3 separate regions of the Homo sapiens genome follow, and regions 1 and 2 are each linked to region 3. The links are chromatin loops, found by intact Hi-C in ENCODE. Cell type or tissue: endothelial cell of umbilical vein. All regions are shown on one strand. Links, peaks and the distances in the headings refer to the core of each region. The heading gives the core; the rest is flanking DNA.

Evidence for each region. Hi-C counts contacts between places; a loop is a spot of excess contacts. Peaks named below come from ENCODE experiments on the same cell type or tissue, not always from the same donor. Only the 100,000 strongest peaks of a DNase experiment are listed, where the experiment ranks them.
Region 1: it touches region 3 in a loop (2.5-fold over the local background); 3 of 110 quality-filtered maps call a loop at or near these places.
Region 2: a loop joins it to region 3, with 14 times the contacts of the local background. A loop is called at or near these places in 16 of 110 quality-filtered maps.

The regions. Positions count from the first base shown.
Region 1 is chr6:155,414,856-155,422,920 of GRCh38, reverse strand. It overlaps NOX3 (NADPH oxidase 3), which reads left to right. Exons shown (of 14, transcript NM_015718.3): 10 at 65-227. Among named protein-coding and RNA genes, the nearest start is that of NOX3, 37 kb to the left of the region's middle. RefSeq lists enhancers at 4,310-4,369, 4,470-4,619. In endothelial cell of umbilical vein, for the core only: no CTCF peak of the experiment used is centred there; a DNase peak (open chromatin) is centred at 4,340; H3K27ac peaks cover 387 bases.
Region 2 is chr6:155,336,751-155,344,815 of GRCh38, reverse strand. No RefSeq gene overlaps it. Among named protein-coding and RNA genes, the nearest start is that of TFB1M, 26 kb to the right of the region's middle. In endothelial cell of umbilical vein, for the core only: a CTCF peak has its summit at 4,212 (motif pointing left); no DNase peak of the experiment used is centred there.
Region 3 is chr6:155,527,129-155,535,193 of GRCh38, reverse strand. No RefSeq gene overlaps it. Among named protein-coding and RNA genes, the nearest start is that of NOX3, 75 kb to the right of the region's middle. In endothelial cell of umbilical vein, for the core only: a CTCF peak has its summit at 4,733 (motif pointing right); DNase peaks (open chromatin) are centred at 4,773 and 5,983; H3K27ac peaks cover 1,555 bases.

The DNA of each region.
Region 1 (8,065 bases), core at 2,482-6,481, 110 kb after region 3:
GGTTCTGGGTTCACGAGCAAGGTGTTCTGAAGGTCAAATAGGCTGCATTCCTCTATGATTCCAGGCTGGCAGTGGACGGGCCCTTTGGAACTGCCCTGACAGATGTATTTCACTACCCAGTGTGTGTGTGCGTTGCCGCGGGGATCGGAGTCACTCCCTTCGCTGCTCTTCTGAAATCTATATGGTACAAATGCAGTGAGGCACAGACCCCACTGAAGCTGAGCAAGGTACGGAAAAATCATTAGTTCACCCTTCCATGGATTAAAAGGTTCAATGTCCTTATATCTATCATCTGCCGATTCTTGGGGAGGATTTTAATTAACTATGAGGGATAAACTCAAGGATCCTTAACTATACTTATGTTCTTAAAAATCTCCACTCAGTATTACATTTATGAGTAGGGTTATGTCTAATCTTGTTAAAGATGACAAGACATAAATTTTATTGCTTCATTGCCATTACAGGACATGTAATTGCTCATCTCAGTAAAATATGGACAGGCTGCAAATGGCTATGTGACTGGGTGGCAGTTCGCAATATTAAGAGGCAACCTCTCCTTAGTCTCTTTAGCTTCAGACTGTGGTTGCAAGTGTACAATTCGATGTCCTCCTCTCGTGGACTCAGTCCTAACAAGAAGCCACAATTGGGATTTATTGGCCGGCTTGCTGTGGGGTGGCCATCCCGCTCTGAATCTCCCTTTTGTCATTTCCTGTATGTTTTACAACTAGATGCCTCTAGAATTTCTTTCCGTCCTTTGTCGTATCTAGACACTCCATCCGATACTTGGACCCTCTTAGGACCAGCAGCAGGCACTAGAGCAATGGTAGGCAAAGAGCCCTGATAACCCAAAGCCGTATGAATGCAGGAGGAGTGAGGATGGCAGACGAGCTTGGTGCTGGGCCGTCCTGCATATCTTCTCTGCTTAACCCTTTGTCCACAGTGTCCTCATCTATCAAAGGGAGACGCTTGACTTAACCACCAGGTCTCAATGTGTAAACCATGGGACATCTGTCACCTGACATGATCCACTAGAGAGAATTCCGTAGTCAAAGGAACTTAAGCAACGCTCCTGCAACATCCCACTCTAGAAGACATCATCCACTAGCCATTAAATAAGTTCTGCGGGGGTGGGGCGCAGTAGCTCATGCCTGTAACCCCAGCACTTTGGGAGATTGAAGTGGGAGGATCACTTGAGGCCAGGAGTTTGACGCTAGACCAGCCCGGGCCGCATAGAGAGACATCATCTCTGCAAGAAAATTAAATATTAGGGAGTTCAAAGCAGTGAGCCGTGATCGCACCACTGCACTCCAGCCTGGGCAACAGAGCGAGACTCTGTCTCTAAAAAAAGTTCCGCAGAAAAGATCCTCATTCAGTTTTGTTTCATCTATCTTTCCCAAGCTTATTTAGCTACAGAACCTTTCCTCACCTAACACCTATCAAGAATTCGTATTCTGTGAAGCATCCCAGGCAATGAGGGCTAGAAGATCTCTAAACTCGGGTCTCTGCCAACTAAGAAACAGCAGTTAACTATTTCATGAGTTTCCAAGTGACAGGTCCTTGACATACATTTTCTCATTTGAATTTTTTAATCTCCCCAACAACCTTATAAAGTAAGTAACACAAGGCCTGTTTTCCAGGTAAGGAACCTGAAGCTTGGAGAGATTAAATTGATTTTCCTGAAAAGACATGGGTAATCAAAGGCAGAATCAGGATTCAAACTTAGGTTCATCTGGCTCTTTCCATGACAAAACCAACACATGGTAGACGTGACCCCCAGCTCCTCCTGCAACCCTGGAGCAATATTTTAGGAAGACGGTGGGATTCCTGCTCATAGAATCGGCACCTGAATTTTGCTGTCATCAAAGAACATGCCTGATTCCACCCTGACTGAAATACTGCCTGCAGTTCACCTCTCTGAGCTGAGTTTCCTGATCCACATAACGGAGAAATAAGAATCCATATCCAACAGGGAGTTTTAATGCTAAATAAGACAAATAATATGGAAATATTACCATAGAAATGTGTATACAGAAATATAGATGATTATCTAAATGCTGATTGTATCTACCAAAGGTATAAATAGGTTACCAGTACTGCTATTACTAATGGCCTAGATTTATCAAGCACTGACTACCTAACAGGAAGGAAACTGGGCATTTTACATGCACTATCTCATGCCATCTTTTCGTCATACTTATCATTTTTATTCCCATTTTACAGATGAGAAAACTAAGGCCTGATCACAAAGCTAATAGAAATGACAGTCATTTTACTAAATGCTCATAATAGCTCATTCAGATAGGTAATATTCTCAATACTGATGAGGACCCTGACACACAGAGAGCTAAATAATACTAGAACTAGAGTTTGAATCTAGATCCTTCTGGCACCAAAGCTCATCTTCTTTCCTCTACGCCATAATATATTTAACAAAGCAAGCAAAACAGTGACTGGGATATTTGGACCTCACAGCAATGCTTTGTTTTGGTTCGTGATGATTTTTCAGCCACCCTAAGTTCTTCCTTCCCTCTTGCTGCCTACCAAGTAAATCCCACTCAGAGAGGTGGCTCACTGCTTCATGGTTTCCACGACACTAAAAGTCACTTCATGCTTCACAGGAAGATGGTGGTGGATAGCGTGTCTCATTTTCATTCACTCACTAATCCAACTAATATTTCAAGTCCTGCTCAGAGACATGCAAAGTCTCATTGTCATTACACCCGACTCACAATCACCTCCCCCTTCTCTTAACCTCCACCACTCCTTTGCTGCCCTACTGTTATGTCACATATCTTTCCTGTATTAAGATTCGTGAAATAATCTTATTTTCTCTAACAGACTGTGAGTTCCTTGAACATAGCTTCTCTGGATATCTTCATACATATATATATATACACATACAACATGTGATAACTATATATATAGTAAAAATATTGAATAAATCAATGAGTGAATAAATGTCTACATGTCCAAAAAGAATAAACAATGGCTTCTGTACACAATTTTCTTTAAAATTTAAGGGTATTAAGGTTTTGTTTATGTAACCAAAAAAATTCTTCAATGATTTTTACTAAATTCCAATTATTTTACTAGGAATATAGAGGAAAAATCTTATAAGAACCCCCAAAAATTTTAAAATTCATACAGGAGCCTACAAAATCTTAATTTTGCCTCCTTTCTCAGCATTCCATTGTCATTCCTGGGCTCTGCTTGTGGCGTTTCTCAAGGCTTTCAGCACTGCAGTCACCACAAAACCATAAAATAGGGACATTGATCTCTATTCCAAGAAACAGAAACAGTAGAGTAAAAAATATAAAAGCAATGTTTTCATCGCTTATAAAAATGTGAGGGACTATTTGGACACGACTCAGGTGAAAATAAGGGCAGAAATAATGTCATATGGGAGAAAGGAAGCTAAAGTGTGGAATCATAAAATAACTTAAAGGTCCTAATCTCCTAGCTTTGCATAGGACCATGAAAGTCAGTATCTGCACCTCGAGCGGAGATGATTTGTCCAAAGTCACCCAGCTTGTTCACCACTGAGTCAGGACCTGAGCATGTGTTTCTGATTTCTGCTTCAAAGTTCTTTCATGGAAGAAGTGAGGTTTTCATGCTATTGAAAGTTTGGGCTGAAAATTACAGTTCAGATCCAATTCCTTAAGCGTCTGCAGGCATGAGAACAGGTTTAGGAAGTTTCTCTCTTTTAAAGCAACTTTGTGTTGGTTTGAGTATAGCTACTATTAGGCTTATGTAACTAATATTTGTCAGGGCTACCTACATGCTTTTGAGATATAAAGACTACTCCTTCCACTAAACTGTCAGAGTCTATATAATTTTTGAAGTGCCACAGAGCAAAGCAGTACATATTTATCTAACGGTGTCTTCACAATTTTAAGTCTGGACTATAGTTTTCAGATTGTCCTCTTTTGTAATAAGGAAGGAAAGGACAACTCGCATAGGCGTTGAGAGCCAGAATTTTAAGCTTAAATGGTTAACTGCGATTAGGTGGGATTTTTTTTTCCTCCATGTGTAAAAACACTGGTTGGCATAAGGCATACATTTTTACACACAAAACTCAAGTTGCAAGTCTATAGGAAAAAATGTGCACCAAAGTTTTCTCAATTGTCACCGTTGCAAACTAGAACTTCTTTACCCTTCTCCTCTGTTGCATTATTCTAGAAAACTTCTAAGTAAAATGCAGGAGCACAACCAATAAGGCGCCTGCCACTTCCTCAGTGGGAAGCGTCATAAGTAGTACTTTCCATTTGAAGCTGATGTCTTAAAATATCTTTGTTTCTAAGTACTTTTGTTTTGAAAGATCTGGGAGGGGGCGGGGAGTGGAAGGGGAGGGGGAAGAATGGGCAGGAGGGGATTTCCCAAGAAGGCCAAATAACAAGAAGTATAATGATGGCTTGCTGTGATGAAAATGGAAAAAAGTTGTAATACATGAAAGAAATATTTTCAACGCAGAAGTAAGAGCCAAACTTCACTGAGTTGAAGGCAGCTGAGAACGCTGTGCCCCTGTGGGATGAGGGAAGGCTGAGGGTGGTTGAGAATTCTCTGTGATGCAATATGGAGGAAGCTGAATGCTGGGGGTGAAAAATGCCCTCTAGCAATAAAGTCCTCCACCTCCTGCCTAACGGGTATGATTAATTCTACATCACACTCAATTTGTGAAAAGAGCTCTTGAAAAAAAATTAGGACGGTTTGCTTGTGCAAACTGTCAAAATGATGAATGAAATAGGTGTGTATGAATGGGGAGGGAGGGGGAGGATTGCTGACATAAATAGATTGGCTTACACATTTTAGTTCTCCCTAATATCACAGCTGTGCAGTCAGGACTGAGACAACTGCCAACTGCAAGATGCGGTTCGTTTTCTTAACTGCATATGTAGTCTTCAGACTACGATACAACAGATTATACAAGAACTGAGATAATCTCATTTCTTCATAAATTGTCTTCCTTCATCAGCTCCATAATATATAACCATGATAATGGGTATTTATAGTGTGTCCCATGCAAAATGGCCTTTGGGTTCTTAACCTAATATAATAAACAGATAATTCAAATAAAAAGACAGCACGGGCCAGTGGGAACAAGGGAAAGAGGCCAAAAAAGACAAAAAATCCATACTCTACTAAAATATATTAATAAAACAAAGGAGGGCCTGCTCTCTTTTCTAGTGAATGAAAAATGCATTTAATTTAATCTGTTTACTTTGAGAAATTATTTACTTTCACTTTCCCTCACACTGGAGCTCTGACTACTCCTGGAACTGATCATCTCTACTAATCACCAAGATTCCTGCCATCAGTTGGCCTCTTTAGGAGGGGCCATTCATGCTTCTCCTAAAGAAATGTATGCTTCTTGTCTTTCCTCGGAGGGCCTCAAAAGGCCTCAGTACCCCATCAGCCCTCACCATTGCTCTGTGCGGAAGTGACCAGTATTAATATGTTTAATATCTTGGTTTATTAACCACAGATTGCGTGACTACAGTCTTCTTGCAAAAGAGTCCAATGAAATACACAAACATTTTAAAATCTCCCTTCACCTCCCTCCCCAAACTAAACACCTCCCCAACTTTGCTCCCTAAGAAACTCACCATTAAACAGTTGAATATGTCTCATTCCATTCCTTTTCCATGCATTTATATGCATATACCTATACACATTCATGCATAAATAGGGGTGTGTGTGTGTAGAAGGCAGAGGAAGTGTAATTTGTTTTGTTTTTCATTAAAGCATAACTTCGGGCACCGTCAGTGTCAATACCTGATGATCTATTTCATTTTGTTTGGTGTCTTTAGAGTATTCCATAGTGTGGATAGGCCACAATTTATGGAATCATTCTGCTATTAAATAATGTTTCAGGCCAGGTGTGGTGGCTCACACCTGCAATCCCAGCATTTTGGGAGGTCGAGGTGGGCGGAACACCTGAGGCCAGGAGTTGGAGACCAGCCTGACCAACATGGCAAAACCCCATCTCTACTAAAAATACAAAAATTAGCCGGGCGTGGTGTCAGGTGCCTGTAATCCCAGCTACTCGGGAGGCTGAGGCATAAGAATTGCTTGAACCTGGGAGGTGGAGGTTGCAGTGAACTGAGATTGCACCACTGCACTCCAGCCTGGAGGATAGCGCGAGACTCCGTCTCAAAAAAAAAAAAAAAAAAAAAAAAGAATGTTTCAGATGTTTCAGTTGTCCAACAAGGATTATTAACTGTAATTAGACCAAACGGAGGCCCAAAAGAGATCAGTCCTCAGCCACAGGGCGAAGTAGCAATATAGTCATGAAATAGTTAACATTGAGGATAATCACATTCAGAAAATGTCTTAAGGATGAAAAATTATTGACAAAGCCTGGTCTTGGCCTTATAATGGTTCACCAGAAAAACAATTTTATAACTGTATCACTTTAAACTAGAACTTTTACACATTAGGTAGGCTTATCATTAAGAAGAAATATTTCTTCTTTTATTTCTTCTTATTTGCTATTGTATTAATCCAGGATTCCCTTAACAAAAACAAAATAAAAACCAGGACAATAAGAGTGATCATTTATTGAGGAGGTAATATATTTTCTAAACACCAGTCTTTATCTTTTCACAGAGAGAAATTCTCCTTTTGGAAAATGATCCTGATTCCCCTCTATGCAGAGCTTCTGTCATCCTGCTGGTTTCAAGCTTCTGTCTGTTCTGTTCTTTCTTTTGCACAGTGTGGGGTACAGAGGCGTGCTGCCCAGCAGGAGGCAGGTGGCACTGCAAGCCACTGCCCTTCTCCTTGAGGAGGCGATGGTCAAGGTGGGCCCCTGGCTCCCTGTAAAACGCCTCTAGGTGAGTTTAGCACACACCGAGCCTGGTGAGGGGCTTCCCCTTCATGGAGCACATCTTCATGATGAATGCTGAGATTCTGCTTCTGACACTGGTGCTAGAGGTCAAGTTTGGCTTCCCTTCTCAGTGACCAGGAGTGACCAGTGGGAACACATGCCAAGCAAGGCGCATGTCCCTCTTTGCTCTATAATATACTGTCTTCATTCTTCATTCTCTAAGCTCCTCCAAATGACAAACAAGGATAGTAACAATAGCAGCTAACATCTTCTGAGCACTTACTGTGTCTGCCAGACGTTGCATTAAATGCTTCAGTAAAACATATCCTTTCATCCTCACAATAACCTCAGGAGCTATTGTTCTGTGTTTATTGCCATTTTACATACGCAGTAATCTAGGTTGGAGTTAAATAACTTTTGCCCAGTTGCACAAGTTATTTGCAACTTCTACCTGCATGGTGAAGCCAGCAGCAGTCTACCACAGCAGATGGGCTTCATAGGCTCACAACGCTGAGCTGTTGTACCATGCTACACTATATCCTAAACCTGTATTCTTGTGTACACTTTCCTTGTTTAGAGGGGTTCTGGGCCATAAATAAATACATAGGTAAATAATTTTTTTTCTGTTTCATTCTCTGGAAATTTATTTTGGATATAAAGACATACAGATTGCATTTGTGAAAGTGCCCTCTGCCTGTGTTCATGGATATCTATTCAAGATACGGCACAAGTTTTGGAGATGTAATCGCCTGAAAGCATCCAACTTTGATTAGAGAGTCTGAGCTCTCATAGTAACACAGATTGGTAGTGCTTCTCAATTCATTTTCTGAAACTGTTTATCAAAATTTAGCACAGTTCCATTTCCTACTGGCCCCAGACCTCTTTGACCTGGTCCCTATGTGCTGCTGAAGAATTCTTAAAGAGAAGCCTTGGCTTGGGAAAACATGAAAATGAGAAGGGACACACAGAGAGCCCAAACTTGTGACTGTCGCTCAGACCCAAGCCCCTTGCAAATGGACATGGCTGAGTTTGGGCTGATCATTAGCGCTTGGGAATGATGTGAAACTAAGGTCTATGACGGGCCACATGCACACAGAAACCCTCAACGCCATGACAGTCCCAGAGTGGTCTCCCAAAACATCTAGGCATCCACTATATCTACAAGAATGTGGCTGGGCACGATGGCTCATGCTGGTAATCCCAGCGCTTTGGGAGGCCGAGGTGGGTGGATCACTTGAGGTC
Region 2 (8,065 bases), core at 2,482-6,481, 190 kb after region 3:
TACCGAGGAGTACTATGCAGCCATAAAAAGAATGACATCATGTCTTTTGTGGGAACATGGATGGAGCTGGAGGCAAACTAACACAGAAACTAACATAGCTTCTTAGCAAACTTACACAGAAATCCAAATACCGCATGTTCTCACTTATAAGTGGGAGCTAAATGATGAGAACTCATGAAGAAAAAGAAGGGAACAACAGATACTGAGGTCTACTTGAGAGTGGAGAAAATAACTATTGGGTGCTAGGTTTAACACCTGGGTGATGAAATAATCTGTACAACAAACAGCTGCAACAGAAGTTTACTTATATAACAAACCTTCACATGAACCCTGAACCTAAAATAACAGGTTTTTTTTTTTAATTAGATGAGGCTGGAGACAGAGCTGGCCCAGATCACATGAGGCTTTGCAGATATCATAAGGAGTTTGGTCTTTAAGAGCAATTGGAAGCCATTCCAAGCTTTCAAGAAACATCAGATTTTCATTTTTTAAAGTTCATCTGGATACAGTGTAAGAAATGTATTACAGTTGGGAGGTGCTTCAGTCACCCTGAGATAGATGACAGTAGTGCCACTATAGGGAGCCAGTGAGTTAGAGAGGAGTGTATGCATAGTAGGGATATTTACAAGGTAAAATCCAAAGGACTTGGCTGTGTTAAAGAAATACACGAATGTATTAGTGAATCAGTCTTCAAAACAGTCCATATTTACTTAATCTTCCCACTTGCCATAATGACTAAATTTTAGAAAATTTCTTTATGCAAATGGTAATTTTTTAAAAACAGAAAATATAAAGCTCCATCTAATATTAGTGTTTTACAAAAAAAGGCATATGAGCTTTTATACCTTATGGACCTTATTCCAAATAGAAGATGAAGAGTCTTGAATTCAGTTATTTTTTCCCTGTGAATATATTTGTATGAGACTCTTCTAGGTCTCTGATTCATTTCCTATATTTATTAATATGTAAATGTTAATAGCCTCCTTTAATTTACAGCCAAGCTACAGATCACCATTTCTCAAAGTGTGTTCCCCAGAACTAGCCCTTTTTTTCTTCAATAATGGTTAAATATATAACAGTTTCATTACTGGAGGCTTTCAAAGCCTTTAATATGCTAACATGCATTGTGAACTTCCAAAGCAGAAATCTGGAACACATCTCAACTCATGTGTCATGGAATGCGTTCCACTGAACATATCAGTGATCTGGTATTCCATAAGATCCCTTAAGTAACAGGCCATGTGCATCTTGGCTTAGCTCCTTGAGCAAAGTTTTTCATATAACATGTCTGTATAATTTTTTAAATGAATGACAATATGGATTAAGAGTTGCAAACTTTAAGACCAAGTCTGTTAGCTAAGTGACATGACAAAGGACTGACAAATGCCCTATGCCTCTAATGAGGGCATCAATAGAAGGACAGCCAGCTAACTTGTTGATATGTAAAAAATTTTTAAAGGGAAGCCAAAAATCCATATTTCTATATGAAATTTCATACTATTTCTTAGTGCCTCAGGCCAAACAGAACATATAGGCTAAAAGTTTGAACTTCTAAGACATTCGAACACACATTACATTTCACTACTTAAAAAAAAAAAATGGTCAGGCGAAGTTGCTTAGTGGAGTAACCAAGAATCCTCCTGTGAGATCCATAAAAGCTTTTCTTCCTTTTAAGGAACTCACACTTTTAATTTTCCATTATGAAAATTTCCATTTCTATTTTTTAATTTTCTTCTTGAGGAAAAGTAACTCCTTCACTGCCTGGAGGCATCATTAGAGACCCTAAAAGAGATAACTTAGCAAATAATACTGTTAAACCTTGAAAGAAATCATTATTTCATTATAAAGCACATTTTCTCCCTGGTTCAGGAAAGACCAGGTCATTCAGGAATAAAGAGCAATAGAAAAGCAATCCCATTTGAGAAAGCACATTATTACACCAGAGGCAAACACTTAGATATAGCAATGCAATCAGACCAGAGTTTAATTACAGATGTGATCGTTTATCTGTTTTGCTAAAAAGAAGTAATGTGACTGCTTAAACTACAGTAAACTCTCAGTTATTTGGGACCTTATTTATCAACTTATTGGTTACCCACCCCAATTTTTTTCCTTTCTTGCTAAGCATATTTGTCTATTTCAATACTAACAGGTACAGGAAAATGCACACTTAGTAAGTTTGCATTTCTTAAATTTCATTAAAACTACCCACAAACGTACACACACCATACATACAGGGTTAGGTAGTCTATGTTTTGTTTCTTATTTATGCTGTTTCTATAATGGGTGCTTTATTGTTTACCATGTGATTAAAATTCTATTCATATATCTTTTTCCTTTTTTATCATTTAGAAGTCCAGCATGAATAGTGGGGAAAAAAAATGTAGTAGTAGTATGGTTCTATTTCGTAAAAATCAATTGTATTTTTAAATGAAGTGTTTACTTGAAACAATGAGATTTTTTACTGCTAATGAAACCGTATATATAATAACACCTCTCGAAGCTGAAGATAACTTGTTTCCTGACCTCAACAGTCTAAAAAATATCCAATAACCAAGAAAATGGAATTTGAACTAATACGTCTGCATGAGCCAAAACAGATAATAACAACAACAAATAATGCCATCACCTCATGCAGCCAGGGCAGGCTGTCTTCAAATCCCTTTAAAAGATTTTCATAAACATAATCTCATTTGATCTGCTAAATAGCATTATAGTAGTTTCCCCTTATCCATGGGGGACATGTTCCAGAGCCCCAGTGCGTGCCTGAAACCATAAATAGTATAAAATCCTATATATACTACTTTTTCCATACATACATACAATAAAGTTTAATTTATATATTAGGCACAGTAAGGGATTAACATTATCAAATAATAAAATAGAACAATTACAAAAATATACTACAATAAGTTATGTGGATGTGCTTGCTCTCTTTATCTCTCTCAAAATATCTTATTACACTGTACTCATTGTTCTTCTGATAATTTGAGATGATACATGCCTACATGATACATGAAATGAGGTGAATGAAGTAGGCATTGTGATGCAGCATTAGGCAACTATTTGACTTTCTGATGACCCTTCAGAAGGAAGAGTGTCTGCTTTGGGTGATCCTGGATCATCAAGCCATGACTATGTCAATGGTTGGATGTCAGGAACACATGATGTCAGTGGCTAACTAGGTAGGTAGTGTAATGGGCAGGTGGATACACAGGACAAAGGGATGATTAAGGACCTGGGTGGGACAGAGCAGGATGGCATGAGAGTTCATTGTGCTTCTCAAAATAGCATTTGATTTAAAATTTATGACTCGTTTATTTCTGAAATTTTCCATTTAATGTTTTTGTACTGCAGTTGACCATGAGTAACTGAAACCACAGAAAGCAAAACCACAGATAAGGAGGAACTACTGTGTAATTTTTAAAAGGGTTGGCAATCTTATTCCCATTACTCAGATGAAAATTGTAGGGTTACCGTATTTCATCCAAATAATGACAATGACTGGAGCACTATTAATAATTATGCCTGGACAACAAACATAAACTTGAGATGGTCACAGGCAAACCAGAACATACAGTCATCCTAGAAATACTATGTCATAAAGTCATGCTTTTGCTTAGGCAAGCTCCTCAGGCCATCTCTAAGAGCTTATTTGCTCCTGCTAATAGGTGATGTACCTCCCCCATGAGGCAAGATGTTATTTGTGGCTAAGGGGAGCAAAGTCAATCTAGAAGGGTAGGGTTGACCTGGGAGTCTAAAACAGATGAATTAGGCTAATGGTACAAATCACAATGACCAGGGCACTTAGTGAACTTGTGGCTAACAACAGATCCCAAAGGGGCCCAGCCTCAGCTCCAGCCCATACTGTTGTAACAAGGAAGAACGTTGCTTTTCAAAGACCTGCTGTGTGATGCATGCCTGAGTCAATGAGACAGGCCCGCCAGTCTCCTTCTCACAACAGATCCCAAGGGGACCCAGTCTCAAATCCAGCCCCTCTAGCTGCAGTCAGGGACCTATATCACCTGTGCAGAGACCTGCTGGGAGGCATACCCATCTGAGCCATCAGGACAGTCTTCTGGACTTACTGGCCAGTATTCCCACTCAGCCCCAGTACCCTCCTTGGGTCCTCACCAGGCTCATCTGAGCCAGAAGGCCACACAAACTTTGGAATCCTCACAAGACCTGGAGTAAGCCTGAGCTTATAGTGTCCTCTAGTGCTGAGACAGCTACAGTGGTCACAGGCTCAGGAAAACCAAGACAGTCTGCTTAAAATCCCTAGAAGGCCCTCTGACAGGGACAGGCACAAACAAGGCCAATTTGTGAAGGCTAAAATGAATACCTAATCCCTCAATGCTCAGACATGGTCACACGTCACAAGCATCAAGAACGTTCAAGGAAATATGACCTCACCAAACAGACAAAATAAGGTGCCAGAAGCTGACCCTGAAAGTGATGGAAATGTGTAATCTCTTGGACAAAGAATTTTAAATAGCTGTTTTAAGGAAGCTCAACAAACTTCAAGAAAACACAGAGAATCAATTCAGAAATTTATCGGAGAAATTTAAGGGAGAGATTGAAATAACTTTTTAAAAATCAAACAAATCCTGGAGGTAAAAAATACAATTAATGAGATTAAAAAATGCAATAGAGAGCATCAACAGCAGAACTGGTCAATTGGAAGAAAGAAATAGTAAGCTCAAAGACAGACTATTTGAAAGTCAGAGGGCTCACGCTTGTAATCCCAGCACTTTTGGAGGCCGAGGTGGGTGGATCACCTGAGATTGGGAGTTTGAGACCAGCCTGACCAACATGGAGAAACCCCATCTCTACTAAAAATATAAAATTAGCTGGGCGTGGTGGCACATGCCTGTAATCCCAACCACTTGGGAGGCTGAGGCAGAAGAATCACTTGAACCCGGGAGGTGGAGGTTGCGGTGAACCAAGATCGCACCATTGCACTCCAGCCTGGGCAACAAAAGTGAAACTGTTTAAAAAAAAAAAAAAATCTTTGCCTAGACATATTGTCATTAGGTTATCCAAAGCTAAGACAAAGGAAAGAATTTTAAGAGCTGTGAGACAGAAGCACCAGGTAGCCTATAAAGGAAAATCTATCAGATTAACAGCAGATTTCTCAGCAGAAACCCTATAAGCTAGAAGGGACTATCTTCAGCCTCCTCAAACAAAACAATTATCAGCCAAGAATTTTGTATCCAAGCAAAACTAAGCATCATATCTGAAGGAAAGATAAAGTCATTTTCAGACAAACAAATGCTGAGAGAATTTGCCATTACCAAGCCAACCACTATAAGAACTGCCAAAAGGAGCTCTAAATCTTGAAACAAATCCTGGAAACACATCAAAACAGAACCTCTTTAAACTATAAATCACACAGGACCTATAAAACAAAAATACAAGTTAAAAAGCAAAAACAAAAACCAAAAAACCAAAGTACCCAAGCAACAAAGAGCATGATGAATGCAATGGTACCTTCAATACTAACATTAAATGTAAATGGCCTAAGAGCTCCACTTAAAAGGTACAGAACTGCAGAATGGATAAGAACTCACCAACCAACTATCTGCTGCCTTCAGGAGACTCACCTAAGTATTCACATAAACTTATAGGGGTGGAAAAAGGCATTTCATGCAAATGGAAACCAAAAGCAAGCAGGTGTAGCTATTATATCACAGAAAACAAACTTTAAAGCAACAGTGGTTAAAACAGACAAAGAGGGATATGACGTAATGGTAAAAGGCCTTGTTCAACAGGAAAATATCACAATCCTAAACATATATGCACCTAATACTGGAGCTCCCAAATTTATAAAGCAATTACTAACAGACCTAACAAACAAGAGAGACAGCAACACAATAATAGTGGGGACTCCAATACTCCACTGATAGCACTAGACAAGTCATCAAGACAGAAAGTCAACAAAGAAACAATAGACTTAAAACTATACCTTAAAACAAATGGACTTCACAGACTTCCATCCAACAACCACAAAATACACATTCTATTCAACAGCACATAGAACTTTCTCCAAGATAGACCGTATGATAGGCAATAAAACAAAGCTTAATAAATTTAAGAAAATTGAAATTATATCAAGCACTGTCTCAGACTACAGTGGGATAAAACTGGAAATCAACTCCAAAAGGAACCTTCAAAACAATGCAAATACATGGATATTAAATAATCTGTTCCTGAATGAGCACTGGGTCAAAAGCAAAATCAAGATGGAAATTTAAAAATTATTTGAACTTAATGATAATAATGACATCACCTATCAAAACCTCTGGGATATAGCTAAGGTGGTGCTAAGATGAAAGATCATAGCCCTAAATGCCTAAATCAAGAAGTCTGAAAGAGCACAAACAGATAATCTAAGGTCACACCTCAAGGTACTAGAGAAACAAGATCAAACCAAACCCAAACCCAGCAGAAGAAAGGAAGTAACCAAGATCAGAGCAGAACTAAATGAAATTGAAACAAAAAAAAACACAAAAGATAAATGAAACAAAAAGCTGGTTCTTTGAAAAGACAAATAAAATTGATAGACCATTAGCAAGATTAGCCAAGAAGACAGAAGATCTAAATAATCTCACATTATTACAACTGATACCACCGAAAAGAAAAAGATAATTCAAGGCTACTATGAACACCTTTACACACATAAACTAGAAAACCTAGAAGAGATGGATAAATTCCTGGAAAAATACAACCCTCCTAGCTTAAATCAGAAGAATTAGACACCCTGAACAGACTGAAATGGTAATTTAAAAGTTACCAACAAAAAAACGTCCAGGATCAGATGGAGTCACAGCAGAATTCTACCAGATATTCAAAGAAAAATTGGTACCAATCCTTTTTTTTTTTTTGAGACGGACTCTCGCTCTGTCACCCAGGCTGGAGTGTACTGGCGCGATCTCAGCTCACTGCAAGCTCCGCCTTCCGGGTTCATGCCATTCTGCTGCCTCAGCCTCCCAAGTAGCTGGGACTACATGCACCCACAACCATGCCCAGCTAATTTTTTGTATTTTTAGTAGAGACGGGGTTTCACCACGTTAGCCAGGATGGTCTCGATCTCCTGACCTCGTGATCTGCCTGCCTCGGCCTCCCAAAGTGCTGAGATTACAGGCGTGAGCAACTGCACCCGGCCGGTACCAATCCTTTTGACAGAGATCCTTTTCACAAGATAGAGAAAGAAGCAACCCTCCCTAATTCGTTCTATAAAGCCAGCATCACCCTAATACCAAAATCAGGAAAGGACATAACCAAAAAAGAAAACTACAGACCTATATCCTTGATGAACATGGATGCTAAAATCCTTAAAGTACTAGCTAACTGAATCCAACAACATATCAAAAAGATAGTCCATCATGATCAACTGGGTTTCATACCAGGGATGCAGGGATGGTTTAACACACACAAGTCAATAAATGTGATACACCACATAAACAGAATTAAAAACAAAAATCACATGATCATCTCAATAGATGCAGAAAAGGCATTTGACAAAATCCAGCATCCTTTATGATTAAAACTCTCAGCAAAATCGGTATATAAGAGACATACTTTAATGTAATAAAAGCCATCTATGACAAACCCACAGCCAACATAATACTGAATGGGGAAAAGTTGAAAGCATTCCCTCTGAGAACTGGAATAAGACAAGGATGCCCACTCTTATCACTTCTCTTCAATATAGTACTGGAAGTCCTAGCTAGAGAAATCAGACAAGAGAAAGAAAGAAAGCACATCCAAATTGGTAAAGAGGAAGTCAAACTGTCAATGTTTGCTGATGATATGATCGTTTACCTTGAAAACCCTAAGGATTCCTCCAGAAAGCTCCTAGAACTGATAAGAGAATTCAGCAAAGTTTTCAGATACAAGATTAACGTACACAAATCAGTAGCTCTTCCGTACATCAACAGCAACCAAGTGGAGAATCAAATCAAAACCTCAACCCCTTTTAAAACAGCTGCAAAAAATAAAATAAAATACTTTGAAATATATCTAACAAAAGAGTCAAACTACCTCTACATGGAAAACTGCAAAA
Region 3 (8,065 bases), core at 2,350-6,349:
AATAGTCTCAACTGATGAAGCAAAAAGTGCTACTTTCTAGAAGAATGCCAAATAATATATTTAGAAGAAATTATTGGATTAGAAACCATCACTTCTAAAATGAAGCTTTTTATTCAGGCAAAGATTATCAATTATTATTAAGTGAATTGTTACTGGGGAACTAAACAGATTTATGATACCAAAAGAGCACTACACAGTCACAAGGAAAAATACATCTGTAAAATGAAGAGCTTGTCACCTTTAAACCATTGCTAAGGTGGACCAACAAGTTATTAATATGCTTATTAGTTTAATAAATATATGACATCATTGATAATACAGTCTAGGCAAAAAAAAAAAAAAAAGACTTATCTTGAACTCACCAGTTGTTTTTCTAGCTTCCAGTTTGCAGTAAATACATGAAAAAAAGAACAAGATCATCAGAACCCATAAAGTTGCAATAAGCAAATCGATGCGGGGAGATTGGCCTGGTTTCCTCAAGAAATCAGTGTCAAGGACAAAGGGGCCATTGTGGATGAAAAGAAACTTTAGGAAAAAAATAACCAGGTATCATGTAAGGACTGGATTCTACTTAGGAAAAATGAAATCAGCTCCAAAGAACATTTTTGTAACAGGTAAGCAAAATTTCATTATATAACAGGTATGAAGAGATATAATGGAATGATTACTAAATGTAATAATGTTATTTTGCATACGTAGGGAAATGTTTCCATTTTTAAGACGCAATCTGAAACATAAAAATAAAATTTAAAAAATGTAATAATGGTCATATAAACAGAATGCAACATGTCACTTTTCTATTATATCAGTTTGTTTTGTTATAGGAGTAGCTCTGAATTCTTTAGGAGGAAAAATGGTTATTTTATGCAAATACACACAAACACACATACATACATTCTATTTCTTTTCTCTTATTGATTAACCTTAAAATTTTAACATGTACGGTAATCATCACATAATCATCATCACCCTCTTATGATTTCACTCATGTTTACATTTTGCTGACTTATCATTGCCATACCTTCCTTTTGAATATGCAATTCTTCTTTCTATATTTCCATTCTTTGATTTTTATTTTTTTTTATTTTTTATTTTTTATTTTTTTTTATTTATTTTTTGTGTCGGAGTCTCGCTCTGCCGCCCAGGCTGGAGTGCAGTGGTGCGATCTTGGCTTACTGCAAGCTCCGCCTCCCGGGTTCACGCCATTCTCCTGCTTCAGCCTCCCGTGTAGCTGGGACTGCAGGTGCCCGCCACCACGCCCAGCTAATTTTTTGTATTTTTAGTAGAAACGGGGTTTCATCATGTTAGCCAGGATGGTCTCAATCTCCTGACCTCATGATCCACCTGTCTCGGCCTCCCAAAGTGCTGGGATTACAGGCGTGAGACACCGCGCCCGGCCCGATATTTCTTTCAGTCTTGTTCCAAGTCTAAATTGTCCTAGTCTTTTTTGTCTGAAAATTTTTTTTGATCTCACACTTAAACCATAATTTAGCTGGGTATAGAAATCTAGTTGAAAGCTATTTCTCAGTTCTTTGAAATCCTGTTTCTTTTGTTTCTGCTTGCTTTTGTTGCCAATTGAAGTGTGAAGACAATCTAAATCGGTATGAATTTGTAGGGTGTTTTTTTTTTTTTGGTGTTCTGCTTTTTTAAATAAACTCTTTCTAGATATGAAATTCCTTTTATCCTGCTAGAAATTCACTGTATGCTTTAAATCTGAAGATTGATGTCTTTCATCAATTCTGGAAAGTCTTCAACCAGGAAAGTCTTTAAACTTTAAATATTACCTCTCTGCCATTCTCAATAATTTCTCCTTCTGCATCTCCTGTTTACGGTGTTGAAACTTCCCATTCTGTTCTCCATGTCTCTTCTCTTTTGTATTTTCCATCTCTTTATCTTTGTGCTTAACATTGAATAATTCCTTCAAATATATCTTATAGTTTATTAATTTTATGTTCAGCTGGGTAACCTATTAGATTTTTTATTTCAAATAGTATATTTTTAATTTCACGAAAATCTATTAATTTCCTTTTCTAACATTTTTAACACCTCTATATACACTAAACATAATTATTTGATATTTTATTTTATATTGCAATTCTTTTATCTCAAAGTCTCAATGTATAATATTCTTTATTTTATATGCTGACTTTTGCACATGGTGGACTATTTTGTCTTGAGTTTTGAAATACTGTATTGTGAGTTCATTATTTGGATGATTGATAGGATCTTTATCAATGAAATATCTATCTTATCATCTGGATTTTTAAAGTATTCCTTGTGATTTTTTTCTCTGCGAGGAGTCCCAGGACTATCAGCAGCCTAGAGTCATTTTATGTTCATCTCTTAACTTGAGGTTTCCAGACAATACAGACAATCTAAATTCAGTCCCCAAATCACTGTGAAGCTATGCCTAAGTTTATTAATTCCCAGGGTTGAGTCTGAGACACACAATCATCTTCATCATCTTTCGGAGCTGATATGTAGAACTTTTCTAAGATTACGTTTCACTAAGCACATAGCCCTTTAAGGGTCTTGGCTTTATGACGCTATAATCTATATCAATTCCACCTCTCTTCCCTGCTAACTCCCAATTTTTCTTATCTCTATACAAGTGTTTCTGTGACAGTCAAATACTCCAGGGTTACACAGTTTCAGCTCACACTTACTAGAGTGATTTTCATTTCCTTCTTACTTTCTGGCCACTATATCATGTTTTCTTTCAAATTCAGCTCTATATTTCGAATAACTTTTGTTATATGTTATCCTACATGTCTAGATGTTAGTTGCAGGTAAGTTTTCAAATCATCTAGTCTGCCATATTGCCATAAATGAAATGATTAATTTTTTTCTTTTAAACATATATGATAAAGATAAATTTTCCTCACTGCCTTTACCATTTTTACTTTTATTCCAGCAGGAAAAAAAATGAATTTACATATACTAACATTGAGTTTCCTTTCATGAATGTCTCCCAATATAAGTTATGTTCCTTTTAAGTTCTTGGTGTACAAACCTTTAAAATCTGTTACTATTATTTTATTGACCTATGTTTGGAAAATAAATTTATTCCTGAAACAGGATATAAGGCAGGGAAAGAACTCTCTCCTTTCATTTGAAATGATCCTGGTTTTCACATGGTAAACTTTATTATTGTCAGCTTTAGTATCTTTAATATTGCTGTCTTCTCTATATCTTGAGAATTACACTTGATTTGTCTCTTATTTCTCAGATATCTTTTTCTGGGTCTATATGTTCTCCTATTCCCAGCAAAAGCTAAGCCTTCTAGTCTCTTTTTATGTCAATGATCTAGGAAGCTCTTTTCTCCTGATTCCACCGGTGAACCTAAATGACCGTGTCTCTTATTACAGCTTTAGCTACTCTTCCTAATCCATTTCTATTGGACTTGCTGCCTCAGACTTGATGTTTTTATCTTTTACAGCACACATTGCACTTTATGTTCATCACAATATGTTCAAAATCCTCAATTTCTTTCTATAGAACAGTATTGTGTCTTCCTGTTCCACTTTATAGCACCAATAAATTCTTTTTTGGAGACAAATAATCTTTTGATGCTTGAGCTTCTGATGTCCCTCCTCTCCTCTCCTCTCTTCAATCTCTGCCTCATGGATACATCAATACACATGATTTATTACTTTCTAGATTAAATTTCCAGAATTCTAAATTCAGAATTCTGAATTCATCATTAATTACAATGTCCTCCCTTCAAATTTAGGCTTATTGAACACCCTAACACAATGATGACATTTAAATTTCCAAACAAATAATTTAAAGTCTATTTATTAATACTATATTTAAAAGATGTCTCCAATACAAATCATCAGCACCATTTTGGGCCAGATAGAAAGAAAAAAAGTATACATCATCATCTCTTCTTCCTTATGCCTCATCATAATTACACGTGCAGGATTTTTCCTCCTTATCGCCATCATGTATGTAAAATCATTTTTATTACCTTTTAACTTTATCAGATAAGCATTTTATAGGATAAAAACAATTCCTATATCCTTGTTTGTGCCAGGAGAGTATCTGTGAGAGCCTTAGCAGAAGGAGATCCAGAAGACAAATCAATTAATAAGTGTAAATTACACTTAATATTTGACAAGCACTATGGTACCAAAGGCAGAGTTCTTGTCCTAGAGGGCCGTACAACTCATTTAATGACAGGAATATGAGATGAGAAAAGGGAACTGAATAACTGCAGGAGTGTGTGTGTGTGTGTGTGTGTGTGTGTGTGTGTGTGTGTTGGTATGTGATGAAGCAAATATAACTATACATGACAATCAAAAACATTTTCAGATATATAAAATATAGAAAGATAGTTCTGTTTTGATTCAAGGATCTTGAAAATTTCTAAGCACTTTTTTGTATCTCCTTTTTATTTTCCATGATACTTTAAAGAGGTAAAGGAAGACATTGGGAAAATGTTTTAAATTATTGTTATAGAAATGAACCCAAACAGGCGCCAACTATGATTTTTTTTTTCAAAAACTCATTGTTACTGAATTCAGATAGTTGCCCATCCTTTATCAGCCATTCAAGTCAATCAAGAATAAAAGATTATTTATTTTTTCAAGATTGATTTTTAATGTGTGGATATTCTTTGAAGCCCTCTGGCTATAATTCATGCAAACACATTCAAAATATATAACTGAAAGGCAAATGTGACTACTCTCTGGACTTCATGGCTTGTCACTGAACACACGTTCACAAAACCTGAGCATGTCCCAGCATCCAGAATCCACAAGATGGCATTAGTGTTCACTTTTTTCCCCCGTTTTAAAGCAGTTAATTTTATGACTGTCACTAAATTGTCTTTTTTTTAAGAAAAAGATAAATATTTTTCCTCTCCTGAGATATTTCTTAATATGATTAACAATGATTAATTTGATATCTTTGGAAAGACTTGAAGTAAAAGAAAATGACTTGCCTGTTCTTCGTATCTGTGTTTTGAAAGTTGATCACCTCATTCCTCCAATTCTATATCTCTCCTCTTTTATAAGACCCAGAGGCTGCACTGTCCAATACAGTCACCAGAAGCCATATGTGCTATTTACATTTATTACACTTAACTTTTAAGATTCAGATCTTCAGGCCAGGTGCAGTGGCTCATCCTGTAATCCCAGCGCTTTGGGAGGCCTAGGCGGGTGGATCACTTGAGGTCAGGAGTTGGAGACCAGCCGGGTCAACATGATGAAACCCTGTCTCTATTAAAAATACAAAAATTAGCTGGGTGAGGTGGCAGGCGCCTGTGGTCCCAGCTACTTGGGAGGCTGAGGCAGGAGAATCACTTGAACCCAGGAAGCGGAGGTTTCAGTGAGCCGAGATCGTGCCACTGCACTCCATCCTGGGTAACAGAGCAAGACAAGACTCCACCTCAAAAAATAATAATAATAATAAGTAAATAAAAATAAATAAATAAATAATAAAATTCAGATCTTTGGTTGCACTAGCCACATTTCATGTGTTCAATAGCCGCATGAGGCTCGTGGCCACCATACTGTACAGAGCAGATATTAAACATTTCATGACCCCAGAAAGCTCTATTGGACAGCACTAACTAAAGAATAATAACTCAGGGACCTGAATCTATATCCAGAAACTGATACGTACAAACAATATCCCCCTGTTGATGATATCTGTCTTTGTGACATTTACATTCTGATATAAAAATAGAGGTGAACAGAACGTTGAAATTTAAATGCAAACTTTCACCCACCTCTGTGTACAGAGTGTTCTAGGAGCATTGCTGCATCCTTCAAAATATTCTCATGTGAGTCGTGTGTTTAGGATGCAAACTACTTTACACAATATTGGGCATCTTCATGACAGCTATTGACGTCTTTAATTATTTTTAACTCCACTTATATTATTGAGCTCAGTGTAGTCATGGCTTTCAGAAGCACAAAAACAAAATAGTAGGGCTGGAAAGGGAGCTGCAGATCATCTGATCCTGCCTTCTTGTATGATTCATTAGGCTGCAAGGCCATAGAATGAGGCATGTGATGTAACAGGAAGTCCTTTGGCCCAGGAGACCAGAAACAAAATCTATTCTGGGAGATCTTGGTTGAACTTTTCTGTACCCAAGTTTCATTACACAGGAAATGAAGGGATTGGGAAAGGTTATTTGCAGGTTTACTTTCAGCTCTCAATGTCTCTCTTGTGTTACATTTAGTGTCAGGAATCAAAGGGGTTTCAAAGTCACAAGATAAAAATAGTACATCTACCTTGAGTATTAATTTTACTCAAAGATTTAAAAAGGAAAAGGTAAGTATGTTGACTGATAAGTGATTTAAAAATTATCTTTTTATCTCTAAAAAATGCAGATGTGTTTTTGGAGGAGATAAAACATAAAATACAAAGAAATATTATGCCAGCACTGAGCTACTTGAGATACACTCCCAAACCCCTTCAGGATTTTCATTCATTCTTTCTGCCTTTAGGGACAGTTTTTAAACATTTGAGAAATGCTTCAATAGGTAATAGCACAGAAGTGAAAAGCCTTCCAATGACAAATTGGGAGACTTCCCTGCTGTTTGATAAGGAATACAAGCTCAGAAATTACAGTTAAATCCGTAACAGGATTAAAGTTCATTCACAAAGAAATACAAAGCAATGATGTAATGCTTAATAGTGATGATGTTGGTAATGATGCCAGAAATCTGGGCTAAATAATTATTAAATTTCATATAAACATAGACTCTGGATTTCCTAGAGGCTAGGTAAAGAGAAAACAGAATGGGTGATATCATTCTCATTTTATAATAAATGAAGAATATAGTCACATAAGAAAAATAGACAAACATTCCCAAACTAAAAAATAAAAAATAAAAAAAATCAGAGAGATTGAATGCAAGTGTGTTTTATAAGAAACATAAATTAACATTGTGTTTAATAGCAATTTTACAAATGATAGAGAGGTATTCTTCATAAAGCCATTTCTTAGATTGACCCTGGATAAAGGTCAAAAACATGTTAATGTATTGGGAATTTGTCGAACCACTTCTACAGAAAGGGAAACACTAATATTCTCCAGGCATATAGCATTTGGGTGACCTAACTTGGAAGAAGGGTAGAGCTTAGAAAATTTGAAGAAATGGATGACTAGAATGCTCACTTCTAATTTTTAAATAACAAGTGCCTTATTACTTATTTTGCCCATTAAAATACCACCAATGCCAAAAGAAAGCCATATCATACCAAAAGGAATGAATTTAGATACACCATCAAATATCAGTTGTTTGAAAGAGAGATGATACAGGAGAAGCATCTATAATGATGTTTCTTGTCCCTAAAAATAAACCACCAACAAATATTAATTATCCAAGATCCTACTGTCAACTAAGATAAAAATATATTGCTAATTCTTGTCTTGGATTTTCAAGTGGCAATGGTGATTAGGTACTAATCAGTAGATAACCTTTCTTCCTTGAATATTTTTTATCGCGGTAAAAAGCACATGCGATTACATTTACCATCTTAACCATTTAAGTGTATAGTTCTGTGGTCTTAAGTACATTCCCATTGTTGTGCAATATATCTGTAGCACTTTTCATCTTGCAAAACTGAAACTTTACCCATTAAACACCTTTTCCCTCAACCCTTGGCAACCACCATTTTACTTTCTTTCTATGCTTTTGACTATCTTAAATGCCTCATATGAGTGGAATTATACAGTATTTGTGCTTTTTAAATTTTCTCCTTTTAATGCTGAATAATAGTCCATTCTGTGTATATACCACATTTTATTTGCCCATTCATCCATTGACGAACATTTGGACTGCTTCTACCTCTTGGCTATTGTAAATGGTGCTACAATGAAAATGTTGCACAAATATCTCTGTGAAATCATTCTTTCAATTTCTTTGGATATATACCTAGAAGTAAGATTGTTGGATCATATGATAATTCTATTTTTGATTTTTTTGAGGAAGTTTCACACTGCTTTCCATAATGGCTGCACCATTTTACATTTTCACCCACAGTACATAAGAGTTTCAATTTCTCTACATCCTTGCGAACACTTATTATTTTCTGTCCTTTTGAA